Linked DNA regions of Homo sapiens: region 1 is linked to region 2. Evidence: read pairs that join two places in POLR2A ChIA-PET (ENCODE). Cell type or tissue: OCI-LY7. All regions are shown on one strand. Links, peaks and the distances in the headings refer to the core of each region. The heading gives the core; the rest is flanking DNA. Region 1 has its middle 81 kb from the start of NR3C1. Region 2 overlaps LOC105378209 (a long non-coding RNA gene).

Region 1 (4,399 bases), core at 199-4,198, 110 kb after region 2:
TGTGGGACAGGATGGCTCCCCAAAAAGCAAATTGAAATGGTGTTACTATCAGACAAAGCAATGGATCCCCATGGTCCAGAAGCAGCAGATGCTCACAAAGCCAAGGGATTCTTAGGGTCTTCTTGAGGCATTTGCTTCTGGCTGGATCCATAGCATCAACTTGGTATAGTAGGTGGGACACTTGGCTCAGAAGGACAAGACCAGGGTTCTAGACTCACTACTTCTCCTGCCTCTAGTGTATCCTCAAATCCATTTTCCACAGCATTCCCATAGTGATCTGGTTAAAATGCAAATCTAACCATGTCTCAGCTTGGAATTCTTCATTGCACTCACCTGCTTCTGCACCTCACTGCCATTGCCTGCGGGATCAAATCTAAGGTCCCTGATTGACATGAAAGGTGCTTTTCCTGCTTTTCAGCCCCATACCCCTTGGTCTCACACTTTCATCCCAGCAACCTTCAGCTACTGAGCTCCCTGCAGTGCACACTCATGCACACACACCAAGCTGAGTCTACTCTTCAGGCTTTTACTCATGCCTTTGCCTGGAGTGTCCCTTTCCTTTCCTCATTCAATTTTTACCATCTCATCTTCCATCTCATCGTTTTAACGACTTGGCCCAAAGATCATCTCCAAGAATTCCTCTCTTTTGTCCCCACCCCACCCTCTCCTGGGCTGTGATCTTCCCATAAGCACCATAATTCCCTAAGCATACTTCTATCTTTGCACTTCAAGGATCCTAATTACCTTCTCCAATTACATTCCCGCAAAATAATCATGGTAGGAATCCTGTCTTAATTATATGAGGTACAGCCCCAGGTGCTGCCACACTCCCTGGACCTGAGCAGACTCTTATTAAATGTTTATTAAACTGAACATTTTAGGACTCATTTTCCCCATATATAAAATGAGACCATCAAATTACATGAGCTGTGAGATTCCTTTCAGTTCTGGCAGGTCATGGATCAGACGAGTCCTTTTTTTTTGAGACTGAGTCTCACTCTTTCGCCCAGACTGGAGTGCACTGGCGAGATCTTGGCTCACTGCAGCCTCCAACTCCCAGGTTCAAGCAATTCTCCTGCCTATCTCCCAAGTATCCAGGACTACACCACACCCTGCTAATTTTTGTTTTTGTATTTTTTTAGTAGAGATGGGGTTTCACCATGTTAGCCAGGCTGGTCTCAAACTCCTGACCTCAAGTGATCAGCCCGTGTCGGCCTCCCAAAGTGCTGAGATTACAAGTGTGAACCACCACACCCAGCCCAGACTAGTCCTTGTTACAAGATAGCAATGTCAGGAGGGAATGAGACACAGAGAAGGTAAATTTTTATTTGGGGGGTAGAAATTCAGAGTAAGTCTGAACCAAGGGGAGATATACATAGTCAAATTGGATAGCCCATATATTCTGTATACTTAAGATGGAGTAAGGTCAGTGACATAGTTTGGATGTTTGTCCTCTCCAAATCTCATGTTGAAATTTGGTCCCCCATTTTGTAATTGGAGTCTAGTGGGAGGTGTTTGGGTTATGGGCACAGATTCTTCATGAATGGCTTATTGCTGCACTTGTAATGAATGAGCTCTTGCTCTTTTAGTTCCCACCAGAATTGATTGTTGAAAAGAGGCTGGCACCTCCCTCCCCATCTCTTGCCCCCTTTTGCACCCTGTGACACGTCGGCTCCCCTTTGCCTTCTGCCATGAGTGGAAGCATCTTGAGGCCCTCAACAGAAGCAGATGCTGACATCATGCTTCTTGTACAGCCTGCAGAACTATGGGCCAAATAAACCTCTTTTCTTTATAAATTACCCAACCTCAAGTATTCTTTTATAGCAATACAAATGAACTAAAGCAGTCAGTGTGCGTCAAAAAAAATTGATGAGAAATATTGGATCTCCCATGGTAAGCTCACCACATAGGGCATGTGGACACTCACAGACATAGTGTCCAGCAAGCCCTGGCCAGACGGAAGGACTCAATGATTATGCTGAATTGAACGCCAAATACCAGCTCTATCTCCTTCCCCACTGGCATTCACCTGGTCAGGGGAGAGTCAAGGAAACATGTCGATATCATACAAACAGCCATATTCTGACTGATTCTTGCCATGTCCAAGCAATCTAGCCTGAAAAACCTCTCAAAGGGCTTCTACTAACCAAGAGTTAGGGACAAATACTTGAGGAACAAAAACTAAAGTCCCTTAAAATGACAAAAGCTTAATAGCAATTAAATTGTCCTACCAGACTGTGAACCACTTGGATATTGGCTGGGAAGACTCATATAAATGTTATCACCAGCTCCTTTGGATTTTTTTGCTGTTCTTTCAACATCTGGTAGAGATTGTAGTAGAGACAGATTGAATTTATGGTTAGTGGAAAATATACTCTGCAAGTAGGACAAAAACGTCAATGTTTCATCATTGTTGGGCAGATGACTTTTCCAAGAGCTTCCTCAATTTTCAAAAATTGTATGTTAGTTCCTTGAAGAGGGAGGAATATGAATTAAATTTTTATGAAAATCACATATTTTAGGATGAACTCTAAGAGCTTTCAGTATATATTTGCATAAAAATAAAATTAATTCTGTTTGATGGACCTAGCCTTGATTGATTTCCTAACACTTAGGGGAGTTCATTTTCAGGGGCATTATCTCATCATTTGTGTTGCTGGGTTTTTTTTTTCTTTTCTTTTCTTCAAAACTGTATAAGTTCGTGCCAAAAGATACGTTTTGTCTATGACCAGAGTTTTGGTAATATAAATGTACTTTGCCTCATTTAATTTATTCATTTTTTCTCTTTGAGTGATAGTTATCTGTCTTTTCTCCTTTTCTGACTAAGACTTTGTGACAATCTTATGTAGAAAATTAAAGTAATATTCTTTTTAAACCTGAACTGATTTTGCCCAGGTCTTGTTTCAGAAATAATAGCAAAGAAATAATATACTTGAAGACCTTGAATTTCACAGATTTCATCTTTGCTGTCTGGCTGGAAGCCATAATGTGAAATCAGAGCTGTTTTTCTTTTCTTTTTTTTTTCTTTTCTTTTCTTTCTCTCTCCTCTTCATCTCCCACATTTAAAGAGTAATCACTTGACTCGTGTCACTGGTTTGTATGACTTTGTTGTTGCTGCTGAAAATAAATTGGCTCAAGGGCTAGTAATTAAAATATCTGCTTACATTTTTTTCTCTTTAAAAATCACTCAGAACCAGAAATCTTTTTTCCACATAGTTCTGTGAGGCAACATCAAACAGAGCTTAGATTCTTGGGCCTTTGAGGTTAAAGGGAACCCTCCATATTGTGAGGTTCAGCGAAATGGAGATGAGGGGAGGGCTGGCTATCTGGCTGTAATCCAACCCCAGTCTTCACGTGACAGTTTTATTTGGCCTCATTTATCCGAATAATTGCCCTCATTCTTTCTTTTACTTTCTTACACCTTGCTCTCTTTCCCTTTTCTTTTTTTAATCTCCATAGTGTAGAGTACAGTTAACGGTTGCCTGGTGAATTGACCAGGATAAAAACGAGCACATTTGAGAAAGGAAGCCCATCCTCACCTCTATCTTCCCCTCAAAAAAAGTTTGCTTATTTATTTGTTCCCATAAATGACATTAGGCAGATGATATCCAGGTCTTCACTCTGTGATAGGTAGATGTAGCCTTAAAATTAGTTGTATATTCCTCAAATAATGTTCCATCCTTAATGTCATTTGGCCTCAAATACAGGGCCAACACATCTGAATGAGAAATGAGATTTAGGAAACTGAGTTTTAGATTTGGTACTGTCTCTACCTAGATGTGTAGCTGATAATGGTCCTTAACTTCTGTGGGTCTCAGTTTCCAAACATGTCAATTTGATGTCAAAGTCTTCTCCAGCTCTAACATTCTGGAGTCTTTGATCTCTCCTGAACATCTTCTCTAAATCCCAGTATTTTGTTCATAGTCCTTTTAAGATATCCAACTTTAAAGTATTGTTAAAAGAAAGCAATAACTACATTAAAAGAGTGTTTTTCACTTTGGCCACATATCTTTCCTCTATTATAACCACAGGAAATATGTGAGAATATTTACAGGCTCTGTCAATTGCCAATGTAAAGATATTCTCCCTTTGGAGAGGGCAATTCGTGCTGTTACAAGGACATGCTCTGTAGCAACCAGCCTCAGAGTGGGTTTTCTCTAGTCTCACCCCGACTTGGGCCTCCTCCTCAGGGAATGTGCATATAAGGATGGGATGGACTTGGCCACTCAAAGGAAGAAGAGTATTTCTGAGCCCATTCCCTCAGCTACCCCATTGAGGCCTGAGGTCAAATCTAGCCCCAAGTTGTCCAATATAATAGCTACTGTATCCCCACAGCTCATAAGCACTTGAAATGTGGCTACTGAAAATTAAGTTGTGCTACAAGTGTAAAAATGCACAC
Region 2 (4,399 bases), core at 168-4,167:
GCAAAGGCAGAGAGAAGCATCAGTTCTCAGCATGAGATTGTTGGTTATGCCTGTGGGGGAGCAGATGGGAGATCACTATTGATCTCTAAAGTAGCTGGGTCAGCCAGACATGTTGGCTCATGCCTGTAATCCCAATAATTCAGGAGGCCAAGGTGAGAGGACTGCTTGATCCCAGGAGTTCAAGATTACAGTCAGCTGTGATTGCACCACTGCACTCCAGCCTGGGCAACAAAGCGAAATGTGGTCTTTTTTAAAATAAACAAATAAAATGTAAAAGTGGCTGGGCCTGTGCTCCATATACAGACTCATTTGCCCTCTTCTCAAGAACTCATCTGCTTTTAAAACTGGAGGATGATTGTTATTTTTATTTCTTCTTCTGGATACATTTTTAACCAACGTTAGAAAAATCAACCAGAGAGACAAATATCCATATACATACAGTAGCTTCACTAAAATATCTAGGATGGTCGAAACTGTCACCAAGGAGCCTTAGAAATGGATATTAATAACATGTACTTACCATGTGCTAGGCACCACATATATTACCTGTGTTAATTAATCCTCAGAACCATGGAAGAGTTACCATTATTATTCTCAACTCATGGATGAAGAAAATGAGACATAGCTTTGCCAACATTCACAGCAAATAAAGGGTGGCCCATCTTGACTCCAAGTTCAAGGTCTTAGCCACTACTTTGCTGACGCCCATTGAAGATGAATCAAGCACACCTGCACCATATCCAGCTGGTTGTATTATATCCAGTCCTTCTTATTTTGCAAAGAACCAATTCTCCAAATTAAAAGTCTCTTAATATCACCCTAAATCTACAATCCATAAAACACACCTTTGATTTGTCATATACATTTTCTTTAATGAACAAAGACAAAACTTTGAAATTTTGTTCAATTGTTTGAAACAATGACCTCCACATGTTGCCTAACCTAACAGATGAAGTGAAACAATCATTTTATAGCTCCAGTTCTTTATCTGCTATTACAGCCTCCAGCGTTTAACAAACTGTCACAATGTAAATCCCACAAGGTTCTCTAGAGCTCACACAGTTCTGTGTCCACCAAGCACTGAGCCATGTTTATTGTATATGTTCACGCTTGTATCAGGTGCTGCAGGTGTGTTGGCTCCCCTAAAGGGAACAGACATTCCGGCTCCGTTCTTTTTCTCCTTTTACAAAAACTATTTTCAACTACCCCCTCCATCCACCTGCCCCTACAACCTCATTCTTCTCAAATTTGCATGCTTCAACAAGTGCGATACTGTTGAACTGCAGTAAAAGTTTCACTGTTTCCCAAGGCAGGTGGTGCCTATAACTTCACCAAGGCCTGAGAAAAAAAGGATCGCTTTAAAAGTCAGGCGCTGGGTTGTCTCCCTTTCCTTGTTGTCTGCTTGGGCATTCCCTGGTACCCCACTGTCTATAAAGGATGACTAGTGCTGAAAGATAGGAGAATGACCCACATTAGCCTTTATTTTCTAAAGCTAAGTTTAAAGTACTTGCAATAGATAATCAAAAGAACTGGGAATTTAACTCTGAGCATAGCAATTTTCACCTGATTTTCTTTGCCTTCCAGAAAAGTGCCTGAAAACAGGAGGTATGCAATAAGTAATTGCTGAATAAATAAATGAATGATGCATGGGTAAATGAATGAAAATGATCTTCTCTCCATTCTATTCCTCTTTGGGTGGCCAACTTCGCTGTAAACTTCAAGTCTTAACTTAAAGATCACTTCATCCCAAAAGGCTTTTTGTAACTGCCCCACCACCACCAAATTAGATGAGTTCCTCCATTCTTTGCGTTTTCTTTCATTATGCTAATCCCTGTAATAATTCATATAACGGTTATTTTAAGTACTTATTTATTGCCACTCTCCCTTCTAGAACATAAGCTCCCTGATGGAAATGATGGGGTCTGCTGTGTTCCCTGCTCTACCCAGCATCCAGCAAGTGCCTACCATCAATTACGCACTTGGTAAATATTGTTGAATAAATGACAGAAGTTGCTATACAACAAAGATTTAATCTAGAAAGCTCTGTGGACTTGGATAGACCCAGTCCAGAGAGCAGCATGTGTCCTCATGGTGCATGAAATACACCAAAAAGTTTTAAAATCTCTTGCAGGGGCTCTTGTTCCTGACCTTTTCTTTTCTTTTTTTTTTTTTTTTTTTTTTTTTTTTTTTGCTGGACTGCCTGACAGAGGTTTCTGTTTTCCTCATGCCCTGGATGTCCACACAGCTGCACACCGAGCACAGACTTATTCATAGGCAGCTTCCTGTCACGTGAGGGGCTCCAGATTTAGTTTTCTGCCACAGCCAACAGACTCAAAGGGCCCATGCCCACCTCTGCTGGTCCACAGGTTCAAACGCTGCTGCCTGCGCAGTTGAGCCCTGGCCCCTCAGTTGCCCTCTCCCACTGTGGGAAGGAGACAGATGGGTTCTCCACATGCCTGCTGCTACTGGGAATGGGGTGAAGAAGAAGGCTACTGGCCTGGCTGTAAGAGGGCTTTCTGCGAGGGAATCTGGCTGGGACAGGAGCCCAGTGGGCTGGTGGGGAGCCTGACTGGTGGGGGGCACTTAAAGAGTTCATTCCTGGGTTGACATTAAAAGGAGCACCCCATAGTTCCAGTTCTATTTCCCTCACCATCCACTAATACCCAGCTTCCTCCATGCAGGGGATGGGTAAACTGTGTCACTGGTATTTAGGAACTAATCTAATCACATCAAGCCAGAGAGCCCTAACTCTATACTCACTTTCTCATCTGGGTAAGCCCCTTAACACCCCTAAGCCTCAGTTTCCTCACTGTGAAATGGCAATAATGCCTACCTGTTTGTGCTATGATAGGAATCCAGGATTCATAAATAATAATAATAAACAACAATGTGTGAGCACTTACTATGTGCCAGACATTGTGTGATAAACTCGAGATGTGTTTAATCCTCACAACTTGCTTCTGAGGGAGCACCTCTTATTATTCCCATTTTTATAGATGAGGGAACTGAGGCTGCAGAGAAGTTGTGCACCTGCCCAAGGTCACCTGGCTGGAACATGATGACGGAATCTGTATGACTTTCCATTACTGCAGAGGTTCTGAGCTTGGACTCTGAAGTCCAACGGTGTAGTTTACAATCCAGCTGCACAGCATACTGGGTGACCTTCCTCTGTTCACGCACTCATTTGCCAGCCTGGCCAAGCAGCTCTGTGAAAGGGATCGTCCAGGAGGCATTCTGCTCACCTTGATGGTTGCCCGGCCAAGGGACTGGGTTGTAATTTATGGGGAGCTCCATTCATTGGGAATACAGCCACATTCACAGTTCTTTCATTACGCACCTTCCCAAATTATAAAGGCAGTGTTCTAAGTTAGGCTTTTAATGCGGTTCACTGTTTCCCCATATCTCAGGTTGATCATCTTCCAGACATAAGTAAGTCCTCATGGTGGACTGAAGATAAGTAGCTGAATATACATTTATTTATTTATTTATTTATTTATTTATTTATTTATTTATTTTTGAGATAGAGTCTTGCTGGCTGCATTCCCAGGCTGGAATGCAGTGAGGCGATCTCAGCTCACTGCAACCTCTGCCTCCTGAGTTCAAGTGATTCTTCTGCCTCAGCCTCCCAAATAGCTGGGATTACAGGAACCCACCACCACGCCCCTAATTTTTGTATTTTTAGTAGAGACAGGGTTTCACCACTTTGGCCAGGCTGATCTCGAGCTCCTGACCTCAGGTGATCCACCAACCTCAGCCTCCCAAAGTGCTGGGATTACAGGCACGAGCCACTGCACCCGGCTGAATATACTTTTTATAACTGCCCTGGTTATTTGGTTTTTCTAGAGAGGACCAAGAAGTAGGTGGGGCTTGCTGCTGCCTGCAGAACTGTCCACTTCTCACTGCCATGACAGGAGAATAGGAGGGTGATATGGTTTGGCTGTGTGCCCACCCAAATCTCATCTTGAATTGTAGCTCCAATTCTCACATGTTGTGGGAGGGACAAGGTGGGAGATAATTGAATCATGGCCGAGGGTCTTTCCCAGGCTGTTCTTACGATAGTGAATAAGTCTCAGGAGATCTGATGATTTTATGATGGGGAGTTTCCCTGCACAAGCTTTCTCTCTTTCCTGCCGCTATGTAAGATGTGTCTTTTACCTTCTGCCATGATTGTGAGGCCTCCCCACCTACATGGAACTGTGAGTACAATAAAAACTTATTTTTCCTTATAAATTACCCAGTCTCAGGTGTGTCTTTATCAGCAACATGAGAACAGACTGATTCAGAGGGCTATGAAGTAAAATTGCCCATAAGAATCAGACCAGGCTGGGCGCAGTGGCTCACGCCTGTAATCCCAACAGTTTGTGAGGCCGAGGCGGGCAGATTACTTCAGGTCAGGAGT

The links. Peaks named below come from ENCODE experiments on the same cell type or tissue, not always from the same donor. Only the 100,000 strongest peaks of a DNase experiment are listed, where the experiment ranks them.
Region 1: POLR2A ChIA-PET joins it to region 2 with 11 read pairs; 4 of 35 experiments call an interaction of 5 or more read pairs at or near these places.

Annotation. Positions count from the first base shown.
Region 1 is chr5:143,482,753-143,487,151 of GRCh38, reverse strand. No RefSeq gene overlaps it. Among named protein-coding and RNA genes, the nearest start is that of NR3C1, 81 kb to the right of the region's middle. In OCI-LY7, for the core only: no CTCF peak of the experiment used is centred there; no DNase peak of the experiment used is centred there.
Region 2 is chr5:143,590,763-143,595,161 of GRCh38, reverse strand. All of the region lies in intron 3 of LOC105378209 (a long non-coding RNA gene), which reads right to left. Among named protein-coding and RNA genes, the nearest start is that of MIR5197, 87 kb to the left of the region's middle. RefSeq lists an enhancer at 2,379-2,438. In OCI-LY7, for the core only: no CTCF peak of the experiment used is centred there; DNase peaks (open chromatin) are centred at 711, 1,201 and 2,261; H3K4me3 peaks cover 3,068 bases; H3K27ac peaks cover 3,225 bases.